Regions from separate parts of the Homo sapiens genome. Here region 2 is linked to region 1. The links are chromatin loops, found by intact Hi-C in ENCODE. Cell type or tissue: IMR-90. All regions are shown on one strand.

Region 1 (4,000 bases):
AGGGCAAGGCGGAGCCCAGGAGGGGCAAAGTGGACAAAGCCAGGGCTGGAGAGGGGAGACCCAGGATCAGCACCACGTTCCACGGGGATGGCACAGAAGCCTGAGAGGCCACGGCCAAATGTGGAAATTGGCTTTGCCAAATCTTGCATTTCAGAGAGAAAAGGCAATATGGCATTAATGCTTGCCTTGTTTAATTTTCGTAATTTTCCCTTTCTTCCTGCCAATAGCTTGCTTTGTTATCCGGAGGGTAGCCACGGTTTTAGCTCACAGTGATGTCAACTTGAAGCTTCTCTCCACAAGCAGCTGTGACCTCAGCTGCCGTGCAGTCAGCTTCCCCGGCCTCCCTCCCCAGCCTCCCTGGTCTCCCAGGCACAAGGCTGGGCACTGGCTTCAGAGTGGCTGCAAGGGCACGGCCCCCAGGCCTAGGGCTGATCAGCGTGAACAGTACCCAGCACACTTGCTTCAAAAAGTAAGAAGATATAGAACACAAGCTGCTTGTTCTCATGACTATAGCACAAACTATAAAACAAAACATCTTCCTCCAGAACACGGCAAGCTGGATGGACAGTGATCTGGACAAAAATTTGCTGTAGGTTTTGTAACTGGGGTTCAGTGAGGACCAGGCTCCCCAGAGCATACATGTGGAGACAATTAAGTTGATCCCATTTTCCAAGACTCAGAGGAGATGTATTTATATTAGGAATATAAACTTGCTATTAATGCAACTTCAGAATGTCCAGGTCATCCGTTGGGAAAAAAAAAAGAGTAAGTCTAGGGCTGGTTCGTGCTGTTGCTACATGGAGGGAATCCACATCCAAGCCTGCCGCTCACATGCTGGGACACATTGCCTCAGCCTCCATCTCTGGGAGTCCCACGCTTTCTCTCCTGGGTTGTCCCACTATTCCTTTTGAAGTCCTCATGTTAGTGACAGTTCAATTTTCTCTTCACCTTCAAAATTGCAGAGAACCTAATTTCTACTGACCAGTCAAGCTTGTTTCATTTATCTTCCATGTTAACTTCAATTAAAATGTTAACCATCTGGAATCTTTGGCCTCTTATGTGACAAAAATAGGCATTAAATTGTATCATTTCTTAAATTCTCTGTTGAAAAGTCCAAATACGTTACTGAATATGATACAGATTAGTAAGAATTTGGGCTCATTAAATGTAAGATAATTTCATAGCTTAAGGTAATTTCACACCCCAAGGGACTTATAACCTAAACACAAAGCAGATCACCAACATTAACTGTCAGCTGTCCACTGGAGAACTATCTCAGACAAAAAAATAAAATTTGGATTAGCTCTCCATGGTGCACAATACTTTCATGAACCATCTCTTTTGGGTTGGCAGCTGCAGTGTGTTCTGAGAGTATGTTAATGCTACAATAACAGTAAAAATAAAATTAAGTTGGGAACATACAGAAAAAAAGAAATTGATTACATTATTCCTAATGACGACCTGAATCAAAGTTGGCACTAAATAAATTTTTGTCAGAAAGGAGAAAAGAAATGAGAGAAATAAAAGAGAGGAGGCAGGATTTTATATTCTGCTCCCTTTTTGGAAAAACATATTTGTGTGAGCTATATGAAATTGCTATTCAAAACCATTTGCATGTTGGTCATTGGGTATGGCTCAGTCTAGTCTTATCACCACGGAGATATCTGCTAGGTATCTGAGAAAGATTTCTTGGTGGTCCTGTCAAACGGTGAGTTGGTGCTGCCACCTGGTTCCTCCAGGCTGCTTGACCTGCATGTGGGTACATGACTCACACAGGTTATCTTTTTCTCCATTAAGTAGCCAATCATTTGCCAAACAGTGATAACAGCACCTTTACTCTGAAAACACCCAGGCGTCCTCCTTCAATAAGTCTGAAATACACACAGTTTTCTTTAAGCTAAGGAAAAAGAATGAGCTCCCACATCTGCAAAGAATGCCTTAAACAGAATGTCAAAAACGAACAGATATTGTTTATTCCAGCATGTTCAGACCACCCCCCTTGGTGGCCAGACTTGGGACCACGATCACATTCTTGCTTTGTTGTCTAAAGAACATGGACTTGCCAAAGTTGTGCAAGCCCCATGACATGTGCCACATGATATGAATCATCTTATCACGCAAGCACCAGAAGGAATCTTCACAGCCTGTAATCACGGAGACAGCAGGCTAGACAGAGCCGGGGCTCATCCTTCCTCCCCTGCACATCCATGGCTGGGCTGCCAGGGCTGCAGGTGGACAGCACTTGTCCACAGGTGTGTGCCCAGCCGTGGGCTCCTCACCAGCCTGTGTCCACTCGGTTGGTGAAGCAGGACCACCACAGATCAAGAAAGCTGTCCTGGGGCATGGGTGAGCAAAGACTGCGGGCTCTGGTACCAGGCGACCCGGCCTAGTGTCTGAACCTGGACTTTCCTTGAGACCTGAGCGCCCTGGCCTGCAGCTGAGCCCTCCCGGACACCCTGGCTGCTCTGTCCTGCGTGAGGTGCAGCTGGAAAGCCTGGCTCAGTCCTCGTCACACAGACCTTGGAAAAGGCCAGGGCCTCTCAGCCTGATCAAGTCGACAGACTTTGCACGGGAGCAGTATGCCTTTAAATGGATTTTCCAAGACAGAATGTCATGGCTTCTCTCTGTGGCACAGCTCTTGATAAGTATTTGGAAAGTGAGGCTAAGAATAACAACAATGCCTATCAAACACACAGGTCTATTAGAACAATGAGACGATGAATTGGAATCAAGTGAAAACTAAAAAGCTCTACATAAACATGTTATTTTTATTACTACCTTTTGATGAAGGCAGAGCAACCAACCAGTTTTACGTTACAACACACTGTTCACTACTTCAGAACATTTCATTATGGATAGAATAGTACAGATAAAAAATAAACATGATACATCCCACCATTAGAAAGGCAGATCTCTAAGGCATCCACTCACAGCACCACCTACTCCTCCTCTGAGTGGTGTGGGGAGCACTGCTGATCGGAACCAGGCAGGGAAGCCTCTTGAGTCTACAGTGGCCAAGTCCTTCACCCCAGGCCAGAGGCCACACCAGAGCCCTGCCCTCCATGCCCCCTGGCTTTGTTCTCTGCTTTCCTGGCTGCTGTCTTCCTAGAAAGTCTTCATGGGCAGAGGACTTATACTGCTATTCTTATGCTGCAACCTGACACAGCTCTCTTCCTAGCAGTGGCTTTGCCAAGTTTGTTTTGTCCTAAGTCTTCCCCTGATAGAGGTCTCTAATAGATTTGGTATTTTACATATTAGAGTTTTCTTCTTTGACATTTATTCAGCAATTATTATTTAGATTAAATAATTTTATATTTCTTTTTCTTAAAGTCACATTTGACATTGGAAAAATTTATATAAAAACCATAGCAATATGTGTCAGAAACAGTATGTCAAAATTTTAAATGATTTACTGAAATTAAGAATATTAAATAAGACTCTGGGCTTTCTACATCTGCTTTATTTATCTATTTTTAGCTAGTTTTAAATAAATTTCATTTTAACCAAGGGGAAACAATATATTTTAAAATGTTTAGGTAACTCTAAGTATTGGAAAAATAAAAATGAGTTATTCTAAACTTTTGCTTCTCAAAAATATTACGAGAAAAATGCAGGCACATTTATGGTCGATGTGTGAAAGTTCCAGTAAGGATCCCAGGAAGTCAACCCTGTGACATTTCTTAGAAGGTGAGGTCACAGCACACTGCGTCTCTTGTGAAAATAGAGACAAGTGGTGGCTGGTGAAGCTCTGGGTGGGATGAAAGCCCCCAGCTCCCTGGTTTCACGGATAAAAGAGACCACTCTAGATCAGGGCATTCCGGCTGGTCCCAGGAGTCCTCACATGGGGCATCACAGGCTGCTGAGGTTATCTGGAATCTTGAATTGCCTTGGAAGCATCCTCATTCTTCTAGGATCTTATAACCGTGGGGTCCTGGGATCTTAGGAGTCTGATACATGCAGAGTCAATTCCCAGGACAGGCAGCCTCTGGAGCCCTGCCTC
Region 2 (4,000 bases), 58 kb after region 1:
ATTCTAAATCATGCTGCTCTAAAGACACATGCACACGTATGTTTATTGTGGCACTATTCACAATAGCAAAGACTTGGAACCAACCCAAATATCCAACAATGATAGACTGGATTAAGAAAATGTGGCACATATACACCATGGAATACTATGCAGCCATAAAAAATGATGAGTTCATGTCCTTTGTAGGGACATGGATGAAGCTGGGAACCATCATTCTCAGCAAACTATCGCAAGGACAAAAAACCAAACACCGCATGTTCTCACCCATAGGTGGGAATTGAACAATGAGAACACATGGACACAGGAAGGGGAATATCACACACTGGGGACTGTTGTGGGGTGGGGGGAGGGGGGAAGGATAGCATTAGGAGATATACCTAATGCTAAATGACGAGTTAATGGGTGCAGCACACCAACATGGCACATGTATACATATGTAACAAACCTGCACGTTGTGCACATGTATCCTAAAACTTAAAGTATAATAATAATAAAAAAAGACAAAAAAAAGACAAAGTTTTCTGAATGAGAACAATTTCTTCCTCCATTTTTATCAAACTCTAAATGACAATGGAATTGCTTGATACTATTTCTTAGTGAATTCAACCTAAGATTACAAGGCAAAAAAAATATATATGCAAAACTTTTCCTGAGGTAAACTAATTTTGGTGACAACTAACGTTTGAATCACAAGCAACATCAGCAGCTTTATACATTGCTCATCCTGTCAAAAGTTACAAGAAGCAGCAAGGTAGCCATTCCCACACACAATTAAAGCAGAAACATTTCTCAATCTCAAGCCACAGTTCCAGTTCCAGTAGTGTGTTTCAGACTTTGATACAAAAACAAAGGCAATTTCCACATTTCAAAATCCATTTAGCTGCCTTTGAGGAGCCTTTGTGTAACCTTCCATTGAAAGTGATTATTCTGCAATGTAATAAGATCTTAACAGGCAAATATCAAGTGTAAAATCTAATACCATTCTCTGAATGTTTATCAAACAATAAATATGTTCCATTAAAATCAAATACTTATGGATTTGTATGTTTGGCAGTACCTATTTGTGTGAAGAGACGTTTTCAAACATGAAATATGTGAAATTTCATTACAGATCAGCACTAACAGATTAATATTTGCAATTAATTTTGATGTTAGGGAATGCTAACTTTGAACCCCAAATAAAGTGTTGCCTTCCCCCCAAAATATAATTTCATTCTCTTAATCATAGATCTGTATTATAAGAAAATTACACTCAGTTTTTATTAGTATATTTTCAATGTTGCCTATGAAAAGACTGCATAAACTTGTGTTCTTTCTTATTCTCTAAGTACATACATAATATCCTCAGTTTTCCTTCCTGATCCACAAAGCCTAAAATATTTACTATTTGGCCTTTTACAAAAAAAAAATATTTGCCAACTCTTGCTCTAGATAATATCTGAGTACCCAAATTATACTTAATATCTTCAGCTACTATTCATATCTGCCATCATTTTATATGGTTTTATCATTCATAAAAAATTGATGGATAGATGGGTGAATGGATAATTTACTGTTTTATAATCTTTAAACAATAAAATCCATGGCCATTGGTTTACTGCTTTCCTAAAAGGAAAGTGGAGTCTTTATAAAATGTAATGATTGGGGAAGCAAGGGTCTCAGTAAGGACTTTCATCCAAATACAGGCTGTCACACTCATGTATCTGCAGATGGCAGTGTACATCTTTTTTCAAACAAAGGATTTTAGTTCAAATAATAGAACAAATAGCTATAACCAGTATACATAAATTATTATAAATTATTTCCTTTCAAATAGAAAAGAGAAGTCAAACTGACAAAATATATTTTTTAGATTGCCCTACAAATTGTAATAGCTTGTAATTTGCAAAATTATAATTTTATAGTGTTTTCTTACCAAGTCTAGAAATTTTATACCTAGATGTCTTGGAAATGTAATAAACTATTGTTAATATACCAAAGAAGAGCTTTTTTACTTTTCAAAAATCCAATACTTTGATTTGAAATAATGAAATGTCATTTCAACTTTATGTCTAAGTGTAATTTAAGTTGATTCCTAAATAAAATTTAACTTACAATTTTTAAAGGGTTCTTTATCCTAGAATGACCAAAAATTAAATTAAATTTTAAATCAAGCCTACAAAATAGAAATACAACGATAAGCCCAATGGGAACTTTAATTTGTAATGTTAATTCATTTAGCTACTTTACTCTAGAGGAGTCTAAGATTAGCAAAGCAAGAAAATGTTTAGTAAGAGCTACTGAGAGATCATAAGTCAATCCTACTGGCTTTCTAAACCACACATAAGCTAGATTTTAATGATGTTATTTAAAGGCTGTTTAAATGCTGCAAATGTGAACATTTTAACATTAGAATGCAATAGAAACTTTGTCTAGTTTTACCTCTTTAGATAGTAGAGGTAATGGCTTGAATCACCTTTGATTTTGTATTAAAAGAAAGTCATGTTTGACGTTTCAAGAAAGAATGTGAAAAAATAGTTCATGGCTAGTAGTTCTGAAGCAGTGTTTTCATGTTAAAAGAAAATCTGTGAAGATAGAAAACACATAGAAAACTAAGGCTAATAGAACAGTGATGCCAAAACATGTATGAGATCACCACCAACTCTAAAGGAGACGGACACTGCTTAAGAAAATATACTTTCACGAAATAAAGAATACATTAAAAAATTTTTTTCTAAACGTTCCAGTTACTTATTGTTGCACCATAAACTACTCTCAAACTTAGTGGTTTAAAATAATAACCATTTTCTGATATTTCACTGTTTTGTGGGTGAGTCTTCTGTTTCGTGTTGTGCTGACAGCAGTCACCCTGTGGTGCTTGGTTGGGGGCGGGCTCAGCAGGAATTTCTGGGGGCACCTAGACAGTCTCCAGCATGGTGGCCTCAGTGAGGTGGGCCCCTCACAGTGCAGCTCAGTTTCCAAGAGAGAATGTTCTGGCAAACAAAGTATTACTAGAAGCTGTATCTGTTTCTATGGCTTGGCCCTGGAAATTGTACAGCCTCCTTCCTGCCATGCACAATTGGTCAGAGTGGTCCCGGGACGCCCAGGCTTAAGGGGAGGGAACACAGATGCCCACCTCTCGAGGAAAGAAGTGTTGAAGGATTTGCAGCCATGTTTCAAAATTCTAGATTCAGAGCCCCAGTGTTCATTCCCTAATTCAAAATTTTGGGGAGTTGTATAAACTGAAGTAGGTCTCATTTATCCATGTTGACACATTTACATGGATTCAAAGGCAGTAACTTCCAGAAAACAACCAGGCACTAAGTAGGAGAGTCTCGGAACAGAACATTCTATGCAGTAATTACTTATAAACAATGTGTTTATTTATAAGTAATTACTTATAAACAATGTGTTTATTTATAAGTAATTACTTATAAACAATGTGTTTATTTATAAGTAATTACTTATAAACAGCAACATGTGCTGGAAACTGTGGTCAGTCATTCACTTGTTTAACATAGACTGTCTACCTCTGCCAATCCCTGTGCCAATAGACATGGGCACAGCCCTAAAGAGAAAATGTCTCTGCTGTCATTACTCACAGCATTAAAGCTCTAGACAGTACAGGAGGAAAAAGCAGCACTTCTGTAGAACAGAGCCACTGAAAGACATGGCATTGCACAGTGGGCTTTAGCTCTTATCTCAGAACTGCGGGACATACAATTAGAGCAAAAGGGAATAGCAGCTGGCAATCTACATTGATTGCTGACTGATTCCAAGTCTGGATAAGGTTCACGTTATTTCAGGATGGATGAAGAGAGGAAACAATAAAAACCACACCTCCACAACAAAAAACTAACAAGACTATTGTAAGAATATATATATTATTCTTATATACATACACATATACATATATAGATATGGTAGTTTACATCTTTTTTCAAACAAAGGATTTTAGTTCAAATAATAGAACAAATAGCTATAACCAGTATACATAAATTATTATAAATTATTTCCTTTC

The links. Peaks named below come from ENCODE experiments on the same cell type or tissue, not always from the same donor. Only the 100,000 strongest peaks of a DNase experiment are listed, where the experiment ranks them.
Region 2: it touches region 1 in a loop (5-fold over the local background); 1 of 110 quality-filtered maps calls a loop at or near these places.

What each region holds. Positions count from the first base shown.
Region 1 is chr6:169,452,636-169,456,635 of GRCh38, forward strand. It overlaps a transcript of WDR27 not described here. Among named protein-coding and RNA genes, the nearest start is that of LINC02519, 66 kb to the left of the region's middle. In IMR-90, a CTCF peak has its summit at 2,078; a DNase peak (open chromatin) is centred at 2,086; H3K27ac peaks cover 1,542 bases.
Region 2 is chr6:169,510,296-169,514,295 of GRCh38, forward strand. All of the region lies in intron 25 of WDR27 (WD repeat domain 27), which reads right to left. Among named protein-coding and RNA genes, the nearest start is that of LINC02519, 120 kb to the left of the region's middle. In IMR-90, a CTCF peak has its summit at 1,703 (motif pointing right); no DNase peak of the experiment used is centred here.